Regions from separate parts of the Homo sapiens genome. Here all the other regions are linked to region 1. Evidence: chromatin contacts called from ENCODE Hi-C or POLR2A ChIA-PET data. All regions are on one chromosome and are shown on one strand. Each heading gives the region's core, a stretch centred on a gene start or an enhancer-like site at or near the end of the contact. The rest is flanking DNA. Distances are from core to core; before and after follow the strand shown.

What was found. A loop is a pair of places that touch in the nucleus more often than their neighbours do. ChIA-PET counts read pairs that join two places held with the same protein, here RNA polymerase II (POLR2A). Pooled maps may share reads with other maps.
Region 2: a loop to region 1 is called in a pooled map, with 7 times the contacts of the local background. The contact joins two enhancer-like sites. A Hi-C loop is called at or near these places in 3 of 37 single-sample maps with no recorded cell type and 3 of 50 pooled maps.
Region 3: a pooled map shows a loop between it and region 1 (4-fold over the local background). The contact joins two enhancer-like sites. A Hi-C loop is called at or near these places in 17 of 37 single-sample maps with no recorded cell type and 8 of 50 pooled maps. POLR2A ChIA-PET finds 5 or more read pairs at or near these places in 2 of 52 experiments (CD8-positive, alpha-beta memory T cell and activated naive CD4-positive, alpha-beta T cell).
Region 4: a loop to region 1 is called in a map with no recorded cell type, with 15 times the contacts of the local background. The contact joins the promoter of CD58 here to the enhancer-like site in region 1. A Hi-C loop is called at or near these places in 11 of 37 single-sample maps with no recorded cell type and 7 of 50 pooled maps. POLR2A ChIA-PET finds 5 or more read pairs at or near these places in 1 of 52 experiments (activated CD4-positive, alpha-beta T cell).

Annotation. Positions count from the first base shown.
Region 1 is chr1:117,651,768-117,656,329 of GRCh38, reverse strand. No RefSeq gene overlaps it. Among named protein-coding and RNA genes, the nearest start is that of TENT5C, 48 kb to the right of the region's middle. RefSeq lists enhancers at 10-119, 270-339, 1,158-1,317. Within about 2 kb of position 2,134, at least 11 of the 41 ENCODE cell types and tissues checked have a DNase peak (open chromatin) inside an H3K27ac peak, as active enhancers do.
Region 2 is chr1:118,912,144-118,916,705 of GRCh38, reverse strand. It overlaps TBX15 (T-box transcription factor 15), which reads left to right. Exons shown (of 8, transcript NM_001330677.2): 6 at 2,527-2,591. Among named protein-coding and RNA genes, the nearest start is that of TBX15, 74 kb to the left of the region's middle. Within about 2 kb of position 2,230, at least 2 of the 41 ENCODE cell types and tissues checked have a DNase peak (open chromatin) inside an H3K27ac peak, as active enhancers do.
Region 3 is chr1:116,537,601-116,542,162 of GRCh38, reverse strand. All of the region lies in intron 2 of CD58 (CD58 molecule), which reads left to right. Among named protein-coding and RNA genes, the nearest start is that of MIR548AC, 20 kb to the left of the region's middle. RefSeq lists an enhancer at 3,508-3,577. Within about 2 kb of position 1,987, at least 2 of the 41 ENCODE cell types and tissues checked have a DNase peak (open chromatin) inside an H3K27ac peak, as active enhancers do.
Region 4 is chr1:116,569,072-116,573,633 of GRCh38, reverse strand. CD58 (CD58 molecule) reads left to right here and starts at 2,608. Exons shown (of 6, transcript NM_001779.3): 1 at 2,608-2,731. The coding sequence starts at 2,662. LOC124904385 (a long non-coding RNA gene) reads right to left here and starts at 2,659. Exons shown (of 2, transcript XR_007066497.1): 1 at 2,581-2,659. RefSeq lists silencers at 2,407-2,866, 2,937-3,006 and an enhancer at 3,477-3,536.

The DNA.
Region 1 (4,562 bases), core at 885-3,384:
ACGCCGCCTACATCACAAGGTTTCTGTGAGCTTTTGATGAAATCAGCAACAGAATCAAGTGCGTCTCTGAGAGCTGACGCAGCACAGTGCTTCAGAGCCTGGGCTCTCAAGGTTCCAGCTGAGGTCCAGCTTCAAATTCTGCCTCTAGCTCTTGGGGCCTCTGGGTCCTGAGAAGTGCCCAGCCCCTGTGTGCCCATTGCCTCATCTCGCACGTGAGGAGGGTAACCATTCCCAGCCAAGAGCTACTATAAGTATTAAATTCCAAAAGCAGGAAAAGTGCCCTGCACAGCACTTGGCACCCAGGGGGTTCCCTTTGCTCTTACTACTGAATTGTCCAGCATGCCCCAACCCATGGCAGGCGCTCAGTAACTCTGATTTCCTTCCATCCTTCCTTTTCTATGTGGTCAGAAGAGTGGTGTGACAGAGAGGCCCGGTGCTGGGAATCCACGTTTGCCCTGCTGCCAACTTGCTGTGTGGCTTTGCGCAGCTCACACAAATGTTGTAGATCACTAAAATGTTGCTTATAAAATGAAGGGGTTAGTCTAGATTCAGTGTTCCAAAACCCTGAAGGAACAAACTCTGATGTGATGAGAATCTCTCAGGAACCTGGTAAAACATCCAGCTTCTTGAGAAGATTTTTAGAGATTCCCTTAGAATTCTGGAGACCTGGAATGGGCTGAGGTTAGAATTTGTCTTTTAAATGGGTACTTTGGGCGATTCTTGACATTAAGGTGGTCAAGAGCTCAATGAGCTCGAAGGTCCTTTAGAGCTGTAAAGTCCTGAATGCTCTGGTCCCACAATCCACATCAAGTGTGTGTGTGTGTGCGTGTGTGTGTGCACGCGTGTGCGCGTGTGTGTATATGTTTTGAGAGGGAGAGAAGTTGTGTCTCCGGACTGATTTAACTGTCAACTGGGCACTCGATTTCAAAAAGATTTGAGGCTGTTAGCTTGACGTTGCATGATCATCTCACGTCCTGGCAGCCAATCTGCAGGGGTGAGCTGTTTGTCGCTTTCTCCTGACTCATGTTTGCTTATCTCCAGAAAACTCTGCACCTTCCAAACGGGCACTGCCCCAGGGCCTGCAGCTGGAGTGTCCCAGGCAGCCATTCTCGTAGGCAGCGCTTTCACAATTTTCTAGAAAATTCACCATTTTCCCAGCCCCACTCAGCATGGGTAGGGGCTCCACCAGGCCATGTGTGAGGGAGTCAGCAGCCAGAATGTGGAGCCCAGAGGCGGGAGGGGGCAGGGGCACACACCAGAGGCAAGAGGCTGAGCTGGTAGGGGTGGTAAGAGCACTTGTCTTTGGAATCAGAAGCCTACTCCCTGAGTCCCAGATCTGCCAATTACAAATTGCATGCCTTGGGCAAATTACTTTACATGTCCAAGTCTCAGTTTCATCATCTATAAATTATCTGTGCAGAAGGCACTTCTGAGAGTTCAATGAGATCATGGCCAGCCTGTATAGTAAATAGTGAAACTGACCCAGCTCACAAGTGGTTACCATCTCCATACAGCATTGTTTCCCAGTTCTCTTGAAAGCTACACCTGCGTACCACCAAGTTTCTAGACTAAACCCAGTTTTTTTCAGACACATAGACTGTGGAAATGCAAATACTGTAACATCCGGAGAGCACTGTAAGTTACCCTCCCTTCCTGCCTGTTTTCAGCCTTATCAGTAAAATCACTGAATCCCCTAGGCCTCAGTGCCCAGCCTCAGGGTTTGTTGAGAGAGGGAAGACCCAGAGGGCAAGGGTAAAGATTGACCCAGAGACTCAGAGGGTAACAGAGCTGTCCTGGGCTCAGGGAGCTGCAGGTGGGCTCTGCAGGGCATTGACCGTGTGCTTGTGCACCTCTGGGTGTGTGTGTGCTTTCCTTTGTATGTAATTAGTTGTAAATGCACATATTGGTATGTGTGTGTAGCAGGTGTCCACACTGTCTGGGTGTATGTGACCCTACAGAGTATTTTTTCTCCAGAAGTCTCCTCCCTAGCTCATCGAATTGAAGCCCACACACTAAAAACGGGAGGCTGTGGTTTTGATTCTGGCTGTCCCCTAGTCCCTGCCTATCAGGCTACACGTGGGGACTGCAGGCCCCGTGGGTGGCTGAGGAAATGAGTGGGTGAGTGGGCCTCGTTGTGGGTACTCCGCTGCCTCTGCCAAGCTCCCTAGCCTCCTCCCCCTCCCCCTTCAATTCAACAAGGCTCTCACTTGCATTATTCCGTGAAGCCTTATGAGAAACCTGTACAGACACTAGCATTAAAGAGCCAAAGATTGCCAGAGCCGAAAGAGATCTTAGAGATACATAGTCCTACTTCCTACTACAGAGGAGGAAACTCTAAAGCACAGAGAGGTGAAGTGACTTGCCCAAGGTCACACAGCCAGTTGCTGGTATTCTCCTTTATTCATGGACGAGCATTTGTTTGCATTCCTGCTATGCATCTGGAACTGTGCCAGGTGCTGGAGAAGATGCCAGGAAGCCTAACTCAGGTCAGGAGCCAGAGGAATTATTTAGGAAATGACATTTAAGCCATCACTTCCCAGAAGGGTGACTGACAACAACTAAGTCGGAAGAAAGGCCCACGCAGGGGAAACTCTGCAGGGAAGGGCTCCGAGGTTTGAAAGAGCTTCACATGTTCAAGGAGGACAGGAGCGAGGGTGTGAGGATGGGGAGATAAGTAGAGGCCAACTCGTGCAGGGAATGTGAATGTTATCCCACACACTGAGGGAACATGTAAGCTGGGGAGGGCAATAGTTTTAAAAGACCATTTTTCAAGAAGACACTGGCGGGAGCAGGAGCAGAAGTAGAGATGAGCTCTGTGCTGTTCCTCCTGTGCTGTCACAGGCAGGCACAACCTCACTACACCTCACAACAGCCCTAGGAGGGGTGCTGTGTGCCCTCTTCTTCCAAGAGGCCAGGGCCTGCCTAGATGCCGCTCAGCTGGCAACCTGTGGAGCCAGCACTCCAATTTCACACTTTTGCCTGCTAAGCCTTAGTCCCTTTTCTTTAAATTGTCTCCCATTTACTCTTCAGCCCCCTGGGATAGGGCTTTGTCTCCTCTGCTCCCTGCACCTGACTCTACAAAGTCACAGTGATGTGCGGCATCCATTCGCCTGTCTGTACAGGACTTGATGCTGCCAACCGCTCCTCCCCTGGCTCCTAGGACATTGCATTGTCCTGGTTCTCCACCCGCCTCTCTGTCCACTCCTCAGCCTTCTCCGGTTTTTCCACCTTTGCTAATTCTTCCTGGATAGATGCTCCTCAAGGAATCTGTCCTGGCTGACTCTTGCTTGCTTGGGTGCTTTACACCACAGAGGAGGCTCCAGTTACCATCTCCTCACTGTGATTCCCAGTTGTCCATCCCTAGCCGGCCTCCTGGTCTGGAGCTCTGAAACTATACTGGTAATTATCTGCATCCTCTTCTGGAAATCAGCATGACCAAAGACCCCAGACCTTCTATCCATGTTTTCTTCTCTTGGTTAATGACATCACCGTCTACCAAATTTCCCACTGCAGAAACGTATTCCCACGCCTCTCCCTACACATCATTTCTTCCACATCTAATCTGTCATATGTCATCCAATATTACTTTCTAAATCCTTTTTCAGTCTTTCTTTCCCATCCCTATGGCTACTACCCTAATTCATGTCCTATCAACCTCCTTGGCAAGGTATACAGGGCCCCAGGGGTGAAACTAGGATGAAGGGGCCTATGCCCATTCATCATGGCCTGTCATAACAGGAAGCCAACTCAGAGGCATCAGGCCTTCTTCCAGAGAAAGAATGTCATCTCTGTGCAGGGGTGGCTAAGAGAAGGCCAGCTCTCCCTAACCCAATGAGACCAGCATGTGGGTTTGCACAAATCTGTCCTGGGTAGGTCTCCCTGCCCCTCTCTCTCACCAATATGGCACTTCCCTCCCCAAAGGGACCCATCACTGCCAGCCATGCCCCATCACATATTCACACAACTCACGGTTGCTTAACCTGGTGGACAGATTCTAAGATGGCTCTCAATGCTCCCTGCCTCCTGGCATGTAGGTCCCTTTGTCTGTCTCTCTGTTGACTGTGGGCAGGACCTATGACTTGCTTTTAACCAAAAGAACACTGCAAAGGTGGTAGGATGTCATTTCCGTAATTATATTACATGAATTATAATTTCAATCTTACTGAAAGACTCTCTCTATTGCCTTCTTGGCTTGCATCCTTCAATGAAGCAAGTGCCACTTCAGAGGGCTCCATGTGCGAGGAACTGAGAGTGGTCTCCAGTTGACAGACAGTGTTGGCCCTCAGTCTAACAATCTGCAAAGAAGTGAATTCCACTAGCAACCACATCAGTGAGCTTGGAAGTGGATTCTTCCACAGTCGAGCCTCAGATGAGAGCCCAGCCTTGACCAACACCTTGACTGCAGCCTTGAAAGCGACCCTGAAGCAGAGAACCCAGCTAAGCTGTGCTCTGATTCCTGACTCTCAGAATATATGAGATAATAAATGCATGTTGCTTAAAAGTGCTGAGTTTGTGCTAATTTGTTACAGGACAACAGGAAATAAATACACTTGCTGTCACTT
Region 2 (4,562 bases), core at 981-3,480, 1.3 Mb before region 1:
TTTAAGTAGAGATGGTGTTTCATCATGTTTCCCAGGCTGGTCTTGAACTCCTGAGCTCAGGCAATCCATCTGCCTCGGCCTCCCAAAGTATGAGGATTGCAGGCATGAGCCACCACGCTTGGCCTCTTGACTTTTTAATAATCGCCATTTCTGACTGGCGTGAGATGGTATCTCATTGTGGTTTTGATTTGCATTTCTCTAATGATCAGTGATGTTGAGCTTTTTTTCATGTGTTTCTTGGCCACATAAATGTCTTCTTTTGTGAAGTGTCTGTTCATATCCTGTGTTACATAGTGCCTTTCTTAAGAAATGCTTCCTTTGTCCTTTTTCCTTCTCTTGTGTTTTCATTAAAATCCTACACATCTTTCAAGGCCTAGCTCACATGCTGTCTCTAACATGAAACCCCAGAGCCCTTCAACATGGAGTAATTCCTACTTCGTCTAAGCTTTCAGGGTACTTTGCCTTTATTGTGAACTTTATGACCTTCTTTTTTATATTGTAATTGTTAGTGCACATCTGCTTCTTTCTTCTGGATTATAAGCTCCTTGAGGAAAAATGGATGACACACAGCTATACACTGGCTGTACACCATTCTGTCACCTGTGTTGCTTGTCACACTGCTTTGCACACAGAAGGCACTTGATGATAAATGATAAGTGGCACAACCACTCTCTTCATAAAGCTCCCTAATTCTCACATTAAAAGCTTTAAAACAAGTGTACAGATATTGTTTTTTTCTAACACTTGAGACATTTGCTATTAAATTTCCATGCATACCCATTGGCCTGGGATCCAATGAGCTGTGGGAAATATATTTTTAACCATTTCCCCCGGGCCCATGAAGTAGAGTGCTGTTATATTTACAGGGGTCTGTGGAGACCCCCAAAACATGGTATCACAGTCATGTGTCAGAAATCCCTATCATAAATGAGTTGGACAGGATAAACCAACTTGAAAGAGAAAATAAAATATTATAACTCCAACTTGAAAAGAAAATATGGTGCATGGTTTATTGCTGTGGATTATGGAGGAAGAAAGAACTGATTTTCGGTCAAACACAGAAAAGCAGTGACACTCTTTAAACTCAATACAGTATTCATATGGCAGACACTCGACTTTAGAAAGCCAAACCTTTAGACTCCTGCTATGGTCTATAAAATACATGTAAAATTGCTTTTGCTACATTGTTGGTGCTGCATAATTAGTGTGCAATTTTAAAGGCAAGGAATATTTAGGAAGAAAATAACCTTGAAGCCTGGAAGACTCTTTCAAGTCAGAGTCTGTTTGTCAGAATCTCACATTGCTTTGAAAGACCTTTAAAGACTGCGGTCTTGGGAAATTCCACTCTGATAAAATGAGGTGAAAGAGAACTAGGAAAGATTTGCAATGTAGGAAACAACTTTAGCTGTCCTAGTGATACGTTCTACAATTATCAAAAATATGAAGATGGTCTTAAATAATGAGATTCCCTTATTTCTAGAATCACCTTGCATTGGGAGTGCCTTCCTTCCTTCCTGAGCTCCCTAGCACCTATGCCTAAGTCTCCATTGCTTGCATGTAGTGAGTCATTAACAATTCAGACACAAAGGTACCAAGGCTGAAAGTGGAAACACTAGAGTGCATGTGACATATGTTGTTCAGGCTTGTTCTAGTCTACAGGCATGAGGGCAATATATACAACCATGGCAGGGTTTGCCAGAACTAAGATAGGATGCAATGGATGGGGACTTATGCATTGAGTGGGGGTTGAACCACATGGCCCCTGAGGACCAAGCTGGTGACACAATTGGATGTGCTAGCTTGGTCAGCCTTATGAAACTGGCTCTTTGTTTCTGATTTGCTTGTGAGTCTTGGAGACTGGATAACATGTACTGCATCCTGCCCCATTCAGTCTCACATTGTAGATTTTCCTTTGGGTAAGACCCTGGCAAAAGTCTGCTTTTTCTGTCTTCTACATGAACATTTCAAGTCATTAAATGAATAATTTCTAGTGGTAGGAAAGGCATGCCTTCAGTGAAATGGCAAATGCAGTCAATTTTTTGGGTCTTTCAGGCTAAGGCAGATTGTCTTGTGGTCTGATTCCACCTAACTGAATTGACTGAGTCCATTATTAATTATTAACTCACTTACACATCATTTGTTTACTCACTCATTCAACAAGCATTTTTTAAGTGCCTCCCGTGTGTCATGTACCATGGACGTGACCATTGACCAATTTTCCATTTCAATATCTGTCTAGGCAAGTGATTTACCACCACTCTGGGGCAAGGAAGGTGAGTAGGAGAGAGTTTTTAGAGTCACATACTGGGCAAATTTTAGTTTTTATAGAGAAGTGAGTCGGGTGGGTCAGACATCTGTGTGCCAGGCCAAGTTCTATATCCAGCTTCAAATTAAATCTTGAGCTGAAAGGAAATTAAATAAAAGCAACAACTGTTATTAAAAAAGTGATTTTTGTAATTTTCTAGGAGTACTAAGAAAGAAATCAGTTAATATAAAAGCAATTCATACTTATTTGTTTGTTTCCAGATTACCAGATTAAAAATTGACCGAAACCCTTTTGCTAAAGGATTCAGAGATTCTGGGAGAAACAGGTAAGAATCACTGGGGAAGAGGCACTTCTTTTCTATGTGACATTACTTCCCTCACATCCTGCTGATGGTTGATGGCTCCTGCCTTTTAGAAAACACCTGTATGCTCCGCCACTGTGTACACTTCGGCAAAGAGAAATGGATAGCTAACGTAAGAATCAAATTCTTTGTTGCATAGTCTAAATCACCAGATCAAATCCCTCATGCTGTTTTCTTCCCCACATCATATTTAGTAATTGAGTCACTTAAAACAAATTTTATGGTAATTTATTATCATTAAAAGATTGCCATTTTTCTCTGATAAGTATCTATAGGTGGCTTCAGCACCTGCAGTGATATCTCATATATTTCTCATTCCCAGGAAACAAGGAGTTGTAGACAAATAACATTTTTTCAGAAAATTACTACCTTAAGAGCTAAAACAGTGTGAAAAAAAATGTAACTGTTTTTCTCCTGGGAAATAGTTCCAAAATATATCAGATGCTTCCTGCTTTAGAAAAGAGAGTTTACAGAACACCCCTTTCTTGATGACTTAGCCTCAGTCACTATGACTAGGTTATTATATAGTGAATCTCTTATTGCTGAAGTTTATAGGACCATTTGCTCCTGCTATAAATGTCCTTAGAGACTGTGTCATTTCTCTTGTTGATACTTCTTTCTTTTCTCGAAATTCTTTCTCACTCCTCCTATATAAAATTAAAAGCTGTTACCTATGGAAAGTTAGGAGAGAATCAAAATGGGTAGGGAAACCAGCTATATCTAAGATTATTCAATCAGAAAATTTCATCTTGTATAGACAGTATTGAATCCACAAATGTGACACATCTGTCTCATAAGTGCGTAGGCTTTGCAATGACTGTTTATTTTAATAGATTTTTTTTTTTTATAGTTTGAGGGCATTTATTTACATTCAAATGACAGATTACCAGGGGTTATCTTTGGTATTCTGTCTGTAAGAATTTTCAAATAAACCAAAAACTTTTATTTCAAACCATTTTGTGAAATGTGCAGTACATTATATTAAAATCCAGATTTATGCTAAAAATCAGTTATGGCAATCATTTTCTTTACAAAATGACTTATGAATCACTTCTCTACTAAACTTATGTATATTTAAAATATATTTAGATTTGAATAAAATGGTATTCACCTCAGAATTTTTAAAAATTGTATGTACTGAGAAAAGTAAAAATCACTCAAAATTCCAGCTTGTAGACAACAAAATTGAGCAATATATTTTTGGTCAAGCAACTACTTGTTAGTGGTAGAGCGTAGTAGAACTCAGGCTTATGGACTACATGTCAAATGCTCTCCTTTTGATCATTCTTTGTTTATAACAAGACAAAGGCCGTCATTTTCAAAATTTAGCCAGTGAGGAATGAATACCTACTACTTTCATTTCAGATGGCCCATCCTCTTCCTTCCCATTAGCTTATTTTACATGTCCAGGTCAGCAGAATGTGCTTGCAAGCCATTTCCTATTGCCTTTTTTTCCAAGGTTCTGCACTATGGGCTAACAGAAGACCTTGTTAGTGATAAGGAGATCAAAAATGAAGCTAGCCTTTTGTAAAGAAGCCTCTAGACCTGTCTTGGTGGTGATTCTTTGGGGCAGGACTTTCATGACAGGCTATTTCTGGAGGTAGGCCATGGCATGCAAGGGCTTTTAAGACCTTCAGCTTGAAGTACATGGATAGATTTTTCAGGGGTTCCAGATATTGTAGGTAAAATTGTGTTTGAATGAATAGATGCACATTTTTCCTGGAGAGAGGTCTATATCTTTCTTCAGATTTTCAAAAAGTCTTAAAGTTAAGAATTTCTGCTCTAGATACAACTCTCTCTCTCTCTCAAGGGTTCCAACCTACTGGTGTTAGTTATTAAACTATTTCTTTCTTTTTCCTTCCTTCTGTATCTCCAATAGCATTTAGTATTTGCTTATTTTATTCTTGGCACTTGAAATATTTTATTTTCTTTGCT
Region 3 (4,562 bases), core at 738-3,237, 1.1 Mb after region 1:
GAGATTACAGGCATGCACCACCATGCCTGGCTAATTTTGTATTTTTAGTAGAGATGGGGTTTCACCATGTTGGTCAGGCTGGTCTTGAACTCCTGACCTCAGGTGATCCACCTGCCTTGGCCTCCCAAAGTGTTGGGATTACAGGTGTGAGCCACTGTGCCTGGCTTCACATTTCTTTCTAACACACTGACTATTCCTTTTCAGCTTCTTTTGCTAGTTTCCTTGTTTCCCCAACCTCTTAACACTGGAAACATCAAGGCTTAAGCCTTAGGTCTCTTTCCTTTTCTGTCTGCGTTCATAGCCAGTGGGTGAGCTCATCCCATGTCAGGGCTTTAAATATCATCTCAATGCTAATAATGTACAGATCTAGAGCTCTAGCCCAGAGTACCCCGCCGAGCTCCTTATGTGTATACCTGACTGCCCAGTGTACCTCTCCAGTCAGACATCTAATTGGCCTTTCAAATATCACAAGTCCAAAAGTAAGCTCATTATCTTCCCCTTAAAACCTGCTGCTCCTCCCCAAATCTTTTCCCTTTTGGTTAATGGCAGCCCCATCCTTTCAGCTGGTCAGTCTGAAACCGGGATGTCATCCTTGATACCTCTCTTTTTCTTGAATACCACATTCACTCTACCAGGAAGTTGTATTGGTTCTACCAGAATGATCTTTTTAAAACAGAAGTCAGATCATGTCACTCATCTGTGTGGAACTTTCTAATGGCCCCATCTAACTCTGTTAAAGCTAAAATGTGTAAAGCGACTTGCAAGGCTATGTGAGGTCTGACCCCTGTGGACTCTATTTAGACAAATACAGCTTGCTAAGATGTCAAAGTATCCTCTTAGAAGATTTCCTTGAAAAAGTAGAATCTTTGAAACATGGACATTGGGGATCTGATAATTTATAGATAGGGCCAACAAACAAGAGGATTGAGTCAGAATTTAGATCACACATTTTAAGAGCCCTTTTTATAGAGTTTGTAAAACTAATTCAAAACATTTGAATAAATTTCTCCTCTTAAACTTGATGAACTGTTTTAAAATAATTTAAAATATTCTAGGCCGGGCATTGTGGCTCAAGGCTATAATCCCAGCACTTTGTGAGGCTGAGGAGGGAGGGTTGCTTAAGCCCAGTAGTTCAAGACCATCCTAGGCAACATAGCAAGACTCCATCTCTACAAAAATAAAATAATTAACCAGGCATGGTGGTGCATGCCTGTAGTCCCAGCTACTCAAGAGGCTGAGGTGGGAGGATCCCTTGAGCCCAGGAGGCTGAGGCTGCAGTGAGCCATGATTGCACCTCTGCACTCCAGTCTGGGTGACAGACCAAGACCCTGCCTCAAAATAACTAGCTAAATAAATTAATTAAATAAAATATTCTATGGCACCTCAGCAAAGGTATGGTTTTGTTAGTCAGACCAACTGGATAGACCTTAGGAAGCCTGCAGAGGAGTAAAGTACAGGGGAGGTGAGTTTTGATCAGGAGGCAGTGATATTGATAGTATTGAGTGTGGGACTTAAAGTCCTGGTTTGAGAGTCTGGACATCAGCTTGTAGCAGTGGGGAGCCATTGTGTCCTATACTGGAGCAAGGAAGTGACTTGATAAAATACATTTTTGGAAGATTAATGTGATGGTGCATACTTATGATGGATTAAAGAGAGGAGATGTCAAGTTAGAAGCTACTATCATCCAGGTAGATAGAGGGTCCAAGAAAGAGTCTGCAAGATGTAGGTTTTGGTTGTAAAAAGACATAAGATGACTCTAGGTTTCACATCTGCATGATAAAATGATTGGTCATACTATTTTTTTTTTTTTTTAAGAAAAGAGGAAGTCATACTTCCTTGAGGTAATGTTAACACTTGTTTTAGTAACCTGGTAATCTTCTAGAGACACCAGACCTAATAGGAGACTTCCAGTGAGCATATTTTGGACAGGGGGATTTCCTGGCACTTCCTAAATTCAGGGCATCCACTTCCTTCTGTGTGTACATTGAGATCTGGCTTTCCTCCATACCCAAAAGTCCCCTTAAAATTTCTACTTCTGAGGTTTATTAGTCCTTTCCCATCTTTTTATGGACCTTCATCACATCTCAGATGATGATTTTTATGTAAGTAGAATTAACTGCCCTGTCCTTAACTGGGCTGGATTGATACTTGACCTTTACTAAAATTCGTGAAAATATACACATATTTCTATAAAATGTCATCAGATATGTGTAAGAAATTCTCATTTTTTACACAGCAGTGAACTCAATTCATTAATTATAAATTGACTAATTGTCTTAGGGAGGAAGTAGGCACATTTCTTGCCAGTTTAATGCTGCTTAAAGTAGAGGTATAACGAATATTTGTTAGATACAGCTGTGGTAAGTCCCACGGGCAGCAAGAAAATATGAAAGATTTATAGAAGGAAAAGATCTGAGGTGTAGAAACTGTGATCTAGGTGCTGCAGAAAGGCTTGCACACTTTTAGATGAGTTGGATAGGCACTTCTACCTTTGCCATCTGGCAACTGTTGTGTAATGAGATAGCCAGAAAGAGCTTCTACCTAGTCAAGGGAGTTCTAGCAACTTAGAAGATAATACTAACACTTCTTCATGTTTCCCCTGAAATTACTTTCATATTCTGTTTTTTTTCTTTTCTTTTCTTTTCTTTTCTTTTTTACAAACCCTGCATGTGGCACTCAGTCATATTCTGTTTGACCTTTACAGTGACCTGATACAGCATTCCCTTTCACAGATGAAAATAAGACAGTTTAGGAGTCCGTTTCTCTGTAAGTAGAACAAGAGACCTGGATGGATGCTTTCTTAAAACTCTTCCAGCTCCTAAAAGGACTGTGGCCCCAGGTCACACAGCAGGCCAAGGCTAAGGCTTGATCAAACCTCCCAACTCCTACTCAGTGACTCTTCTCATCATATCACATACCCTCCGGGGAGCCTCGGCTTCCTGGAGTTGGAAACTCACAGCCAATGGCCGTGTGCTCTATTACAGCTAGCATTTGTTAAGTACTTACTCTGTGCAGGCACTACATGTTAATTCATATGTTGATTATTATCTGTGTTAACTCATTTAATCTCATTACAGTCTGATAGAGTAAGTACTATTTGTGTCCTTATTGTAGAGAGGAGGAAACCTAGACACAAGGTGATTTAAGTAACTTGCCCAATGTCAAATGGCTCTTAGTCATGAAGCTGGGATATGCACTCAGGCAGCTGGGCTTCTGAGTCCATGCTAAACACCATACTGTACCTCTTTGGAGATAGCGGGTAGAAGAATTTACATTTTATTTGAAGACTGTCTCTCTGAATCTATCCTTCTATCCATCTGTCTCCCCATCTGTCCTGTACTGCTTGTGAGGAGCCATCTGTGTGCCTTGCATTATGTCATGTGCTGTGGTTGAAAGGTGAGTCATACCTAGTCTTTGCCCTCCAAAGATACACAGTCTCTGGGGCTGATGATGCACCTCTGTTCAGTTCAGAAAGTGCTGGATGAAAGACTAGACATTGGCAGAGCTAGATCAATACATTAGAATCTGCAACAGAACAAACAGGCCACATACATCAGAAGCACCTGGGATGGTGGGGCTCAGGAATCTGTATTTTTAACAAGCACCCTTGGTGATTCTTAGGCACCTTAAAATTTGAGAAATGCTTCAAAGGACCATTTCTAAGGAGGTAGAAAGCTTGGTTTTCTGCCCCTGAGAAATGCCCAGCCTAGTTACAGAGGCAGGCATAAGTATATGAAATACTGAGAACAGGCATTTTTGAACTATTCTGGGGATGCATGTTCCTTGGAAGTCCCCTGAGGGCTGCTATGGGGTGGGGTGGGCAAAAGGGACCAGAGGAAGTTAGGAGAGCAGGGCTCTAGGCTTTCAATTTTGAGTCAACTAGAGCAACTTCTTATCCATTGGATTGGATTGCCACTGAAGATTTAATTCTGAGAAATTCCACTGCTTAAAAGATGATTAAAAGTCTTTTTAATTAAAGAAAATCTTAAGGAAGTATGTAAGGACTTGTGTGAGCTAGATTAAACTTAAAAACTAGGAAGCCCCAAGTAGAAAGGGAAGTCAGTGTGTGACTCTGGTTTCTACCAAGGCAGGCTGGGTACTTTATTTAACTGAGCGAGAAGGAATTCAGGAGGAGGAGAAGATGGGGGAACCATTAAATGCTTTTATTTTTCAGATTATAATTGGAGCATAAGCATTAACTTGTCTTAGAAAACATCATTTTAAATGACAACATAGTATTCCATTATCTTGGTGAACCTAAATTTACTTAAATGCTCTTTTTAGTAGACGTTTATAATGTATCAATACTTTATTATCCCAGTGCTACCATGACCATTGTTGTATATTACATATGTTTTTGCATGTTTCCTCAGGCCTCTTATGATTAATTGCTGGAGGGTAGCTGAGACGCAAGAAGGCATATGAATTAACAAATAAATGACTCATAGGACAAAGTAATTAGCCTTGAGGCTTTTAAAGGGCAACAATGGCAGAATGTGACATGTTAGTGTCTTAACTCATCCTTGTAGGTCCATGCTGCCTTAGCCAATAGGAGGCACTTC
Region 4 (4,562 bases), core at 1,359-3,858, 1.1 Mb after region 1:
CGTGTGTGCTTTCCTCTGCTCCCAGAACCATTGGCTGCATCCTTATCAACTCCTTGCAGCTGCTGGCTTGGCCAGGAGTTGAAAATGTGACTGCCTCTCCCTTGGGTACCCATAATGGTTCCATGTTAAGTCTTATGTATAATTTTTCCTAATTTTTTTCTAATGTTCTTTTTCTGCCAGGGTATGTTTTAAAAAGGGAAATAGAGTATTATGGAATAAGATTACCCTTCTATGTCCTTCGTGCAAATCCAACCAGTATTTATATAAATGAATGTATGTTCCCTCATGAGGCATGCAATGAAAATGACAATTTGCATTTATGCAGGATTGAGCAGTGTTTTGCTCACTACATTCTGGGATTCCTAAGCTTTGTGGGAGTAGTTCCAAAGGTTTGGCAGAAACGAGAGTCAAGACACCAGAGAGTGGCATGCTAGGAAGAACAGCCCCGGCCTCTTCAGCTGCCCTCTTTTCTTACTTTCTCATCCATGATTATCTACAGTGACAAGAAGATAAAACTGGACCTTGCAATACTAGTCACAGCATGAAAAATACATCCACCCCTCCTTTTGATAGCAGGTTCTCAGTATGTAAAGGGAATCTTTTTGGCTGCCTGCTTAACGCATTGCAGGTCCAGCATTCCTGAGCTGCTTTTGATTCATAAAATTAACCAGGCATTTGAGGGCTTCTAAAAGTGCTTGATGGACAGCATTTCTCTCAATGAAAGAGCAGGCACTGCTCCTTGGTCAAAGGAGAGTCCAACCAAGGAAGCCTAATGAGTTATTCCTCACCCAATACCTGGAGACCATGACCTGGGGGTGAGGGGCTTCCCCAGCCCCATGTGACTGGGCTGTTCTTTCCTCAGCCCTGCTCTTAAGGGGCTTAACAGCTCTTGCTGGCAGTCCAAATGGCTGCATAGCTGTCAGTCCAAAAGTCCCATTATCATATCCCGTTCCTGTATGAAGGGATAAGAGTAGAGGCATTGGACATGGCCTCAGCTGGACTCCAAGTTCTGCCCTTTACTGTGTGCCCTGAGTAATTTACCTTCCCCAGGCATCAGTTTCCTCATTTGCAAAAACAACAGCAGCAGTAAGACTAAGTTAATCCAAGCAATGCACTTCACACAGGGCCTGCTCAATAGATGTTTGCTGTCATATCACTTCCCAGCTCAAAAACTTTCTGTGGCTCCCCAGTGTCTGAAGGTCTAACCCCATCCTGCCTTTCTAAGTTGGCCTGAGTTCCTACCAGCCCAGGGCAGAGAACACTTGATTTCCTCATATTTTATGTTACACACTGCCCCTGCCTTGTGTTCCCAGTATCTACAGATGGTAGGGAATATCTCGAGATAGCAGGTTTGTGGTAGAGGGCATTGGTCCCAGAAGTTTCACTGATAGAGATACCTTTTAAGATTTTATGGCTAACTTAAGAAATAATTCATGTCTCTTTGCAATATGGTTCAAGTGTCTTGAGTGACTTCGAGTCCCCACCTGGGGATAATGGAGGTGAAGCAGCAAGAAAGCACATTCCCACTCAGTTTCACAACCTGCACCATGTATGTGTTGGTGGTTATTTGGGCAGCAGGGAGTCCTGTTCATGGAAATGGATTCCTGCTCACATAATAACTAAGAGTTCTGTGAACTCCCTCAGCTGGGCAGGGGCAACTCTGGTGCTTCTGTCTGCAAGAAAGGGGACAGACAGGGAGGCTGATGTGAGGAGCTGGTTCTGGGAATAGGGTCATTTGTTCTGGGATATAGGGATGTGAGGGGAGGGCCAGCTCAATCCAGACTGATGAAGAGCGGGGAGAGTGATGAGTGCCTGCCTCAGCTTGGGCTGGATGGATGTGGGGAGGCTGGGCAGTGAGGGAGATGTGGATCTGACATCTCAGCCTGAGGGAAAGTCCCGGTTGAGATGGGGGAAGACAGAAAAAGAGGAATCTGAGAAGGGAGAAACCAAAGGCTGGAAATCCCAGCTCCGGGGATAAGGGAGTATGGGGACGGGGGAGGCCTGCCTCAGGTAACCCTACGCCTAACAGTTGTCTAAAATGCTCCCTTTCCTTGTCATGTTTGAGGAAAAGTGGTTCAAAGAGGCCGTCTGATGCGGGATCACACAGCGCTGAAGGGATGAGGGGCCCCGGGTGCTCCCGCCCGTCCTGCTGCCTCCTCCGGTGGCTCTCTGGGAGCCACAGCCCCGTCTAGCCACGGAGGGGCCTACAGCACGCCCCAAACGCTAAGGGGAAGCGCGGGAGGTGCGGTAGGAAGGCAGAGAAACCTGGTTTTTAAAACCAAGCCATTTTCAAGGAAAGAATTTCTTACTTTAAAACCTTGGTTTTTAAAACCAAGCCATTTTCAAGGAAAGAATTTCTTACTTAAAAATAGCGTATGGAATGGCGGCGGAATGACGGGAGGGACCGAGCTGGGGGACTGGACGGCGCCCCGGGGACACAGGAAGGAGGCGCGCAGAGCCGAGGCCAGAGGCGCGCCCGGGGAGTGGAAGCGCGAAGACAAACGCGGCGCCGCGGAGGGTGGGGGAGGAAGGGCCGGGGCGGGCCGCCGGCTGCCAGCCCAGGGCGGGGCGGAGCCCTACTTCTGGCCGACCGCGTAGGCGGTGCTTGAACTTAGGGCTGCTTGTGGCTGGGCACTCGCGCAGAGGCCGGCCCGACGAGCCATGGTTGCTGGGAGCGACGCGGGGCGGGCCCTGGGGGTCCTCAGCGTGGTCTGCCTGCTGCACTGCTTTGGTGAGTGAAGCCTGCCCCAGGGGCCCCGCGCCGGCCGGCGGGTACTGGGCAGCACCCAGGCTGGGTGGACGCGCCGGGCTCGAGGCGGTTGCCGATCAGAGACGGGTGGGGACGGGTCGCTGTGGGCCGGGAACAACTCAGCCGTGGGAGCCTTTTCAGGAAGAGAAAGTTGTTATTTCATCGCCAGTGTCCCTCATGGAGTCAGCAAGGAACTGTGTGGCCTTAGGGAAGGACGGGCTCCGGCCCGCTAGCCTCTCCTGCGGGGCCTGCGCCCCCCCGCCGGCCCCCTCCCGAGCTCCAGTGACCAAGTTCCTTCCTGGGCTTCCCCAGTAACGTCGCTGAGCGCTTCAGCGGACTGCAAAATTTTTCCCAGCCGTGAACGCGCCCGGGACGGGGAGCGGGCGCGGATGCCACCTGCTCGAGGGCGACGCCTGCTGCCCTCCCCGCGCGGTGCCGTCCCCGCCCGCGCGGCGTCCGCCGTATCAGCAGAGAGGACTTTTCAGAATCGCCCCACAGCGAGGAGCGGGTAGGCAACTAGGAAGCCCAGTCGGCAGCGGCCTCACGTTGGGATTCCTAAGTGGTGCGACTCCTGCTCCTTTTTCCTCCCCTCAAATCCTAAAAACTAGTATCAGAACTGGTTCCATCCTCTCCGTGTGTTGTCAGCCAAGTCGTCACAACAACCTCAGGAAATAGGTCCCCTTCTTCCCATTTTGCCTCCCCATCCTCCTTCACCCTCCACACATTGGCCCCAGTCAGGCCATAGCAAAACCCCGGGAGTACAGCAGTAACCTCCCAGCGAGTTCAACTGTACTTGAGGGGTTCTCATGGCTGGCTCCTGCACCCCACTGCCAGCCCTCCAGCCCGTCCGTCCGTTTGCTCAGCGTCCGCTGCCTGCCCGGGAGGTGCGCGTGTGCATCTATGGAAGACAGCCAAGGGGGAGGGGTTGAGATAGACTCAAAAGTACCCGCACGATCAGATAAGTCAGTGTTGTAAGAGGCCTGGGCTGGGCGTGGTGGCTTACACCTGTCATCCTAGCACTTTGGGAGGCTGAGGCAGGTGGATCACTTGAGGCCAGGAATCGGAGACCAGCAGGGCCAACACGGTGAAAGATCGGCTCTACAAAAAATACAAAAATTAGCTGAGCGTGGTGGCGCATACCTATAGTCCCAGCTACTCGGAAGGCTGAGGTGGGAGAATCACCTGAGTCCCGGAGGCAGAGGATGCAGTGAGCTGTGATTGTGCCACTGAACTCCAGCCTGGGTGACAGAATATGACCTGTCTCAAAAAAAAAAAAAAAAAAAAAAGGTGAGCTGTGAGGGTACAGAGGGAAGAAGAAGGCAGTCTCTTTTGTGAAATCAAGTGTCTTTTGTGAAGCAGTCTTCATGGGAGGGAGGATATTTGAGCCCAGCCTTCAAGGACTGGTGATGTGTGGACATGTGATAATGTGGGAAAAGATTGCTGAGTGTCCCCTTAGGGAGTCTGGATTCTCTGAGCTGAGAGAGCTTCTCCTGGGCCTTACAGGATCAGGACCATGCGCCTGGGAAGAAGAATCTGTTAGCAACAAAGAGGAAGGCTGCAGTCAGGAGGAATTGGAGGCAGGGAGGCCAGAAGGCCAGGGTGGACTACCATCACAGGGCCCAAATAGCTCTGGGGAGTTCATGTGCGGGTGGCTGGGGAAAAGAAGAGATACAAACAGGGATTAATTGAATGGATGGGGTAACTCTCCTCCAGGCAAGCTGGTCCCTCATTCCCTGGCACCTTGGGTCACTGCTGCCTGTACCTGTGTTCTCCCTTCCACTGCAAACCCAGTTTGCCCAAGCTCCACCTCCAA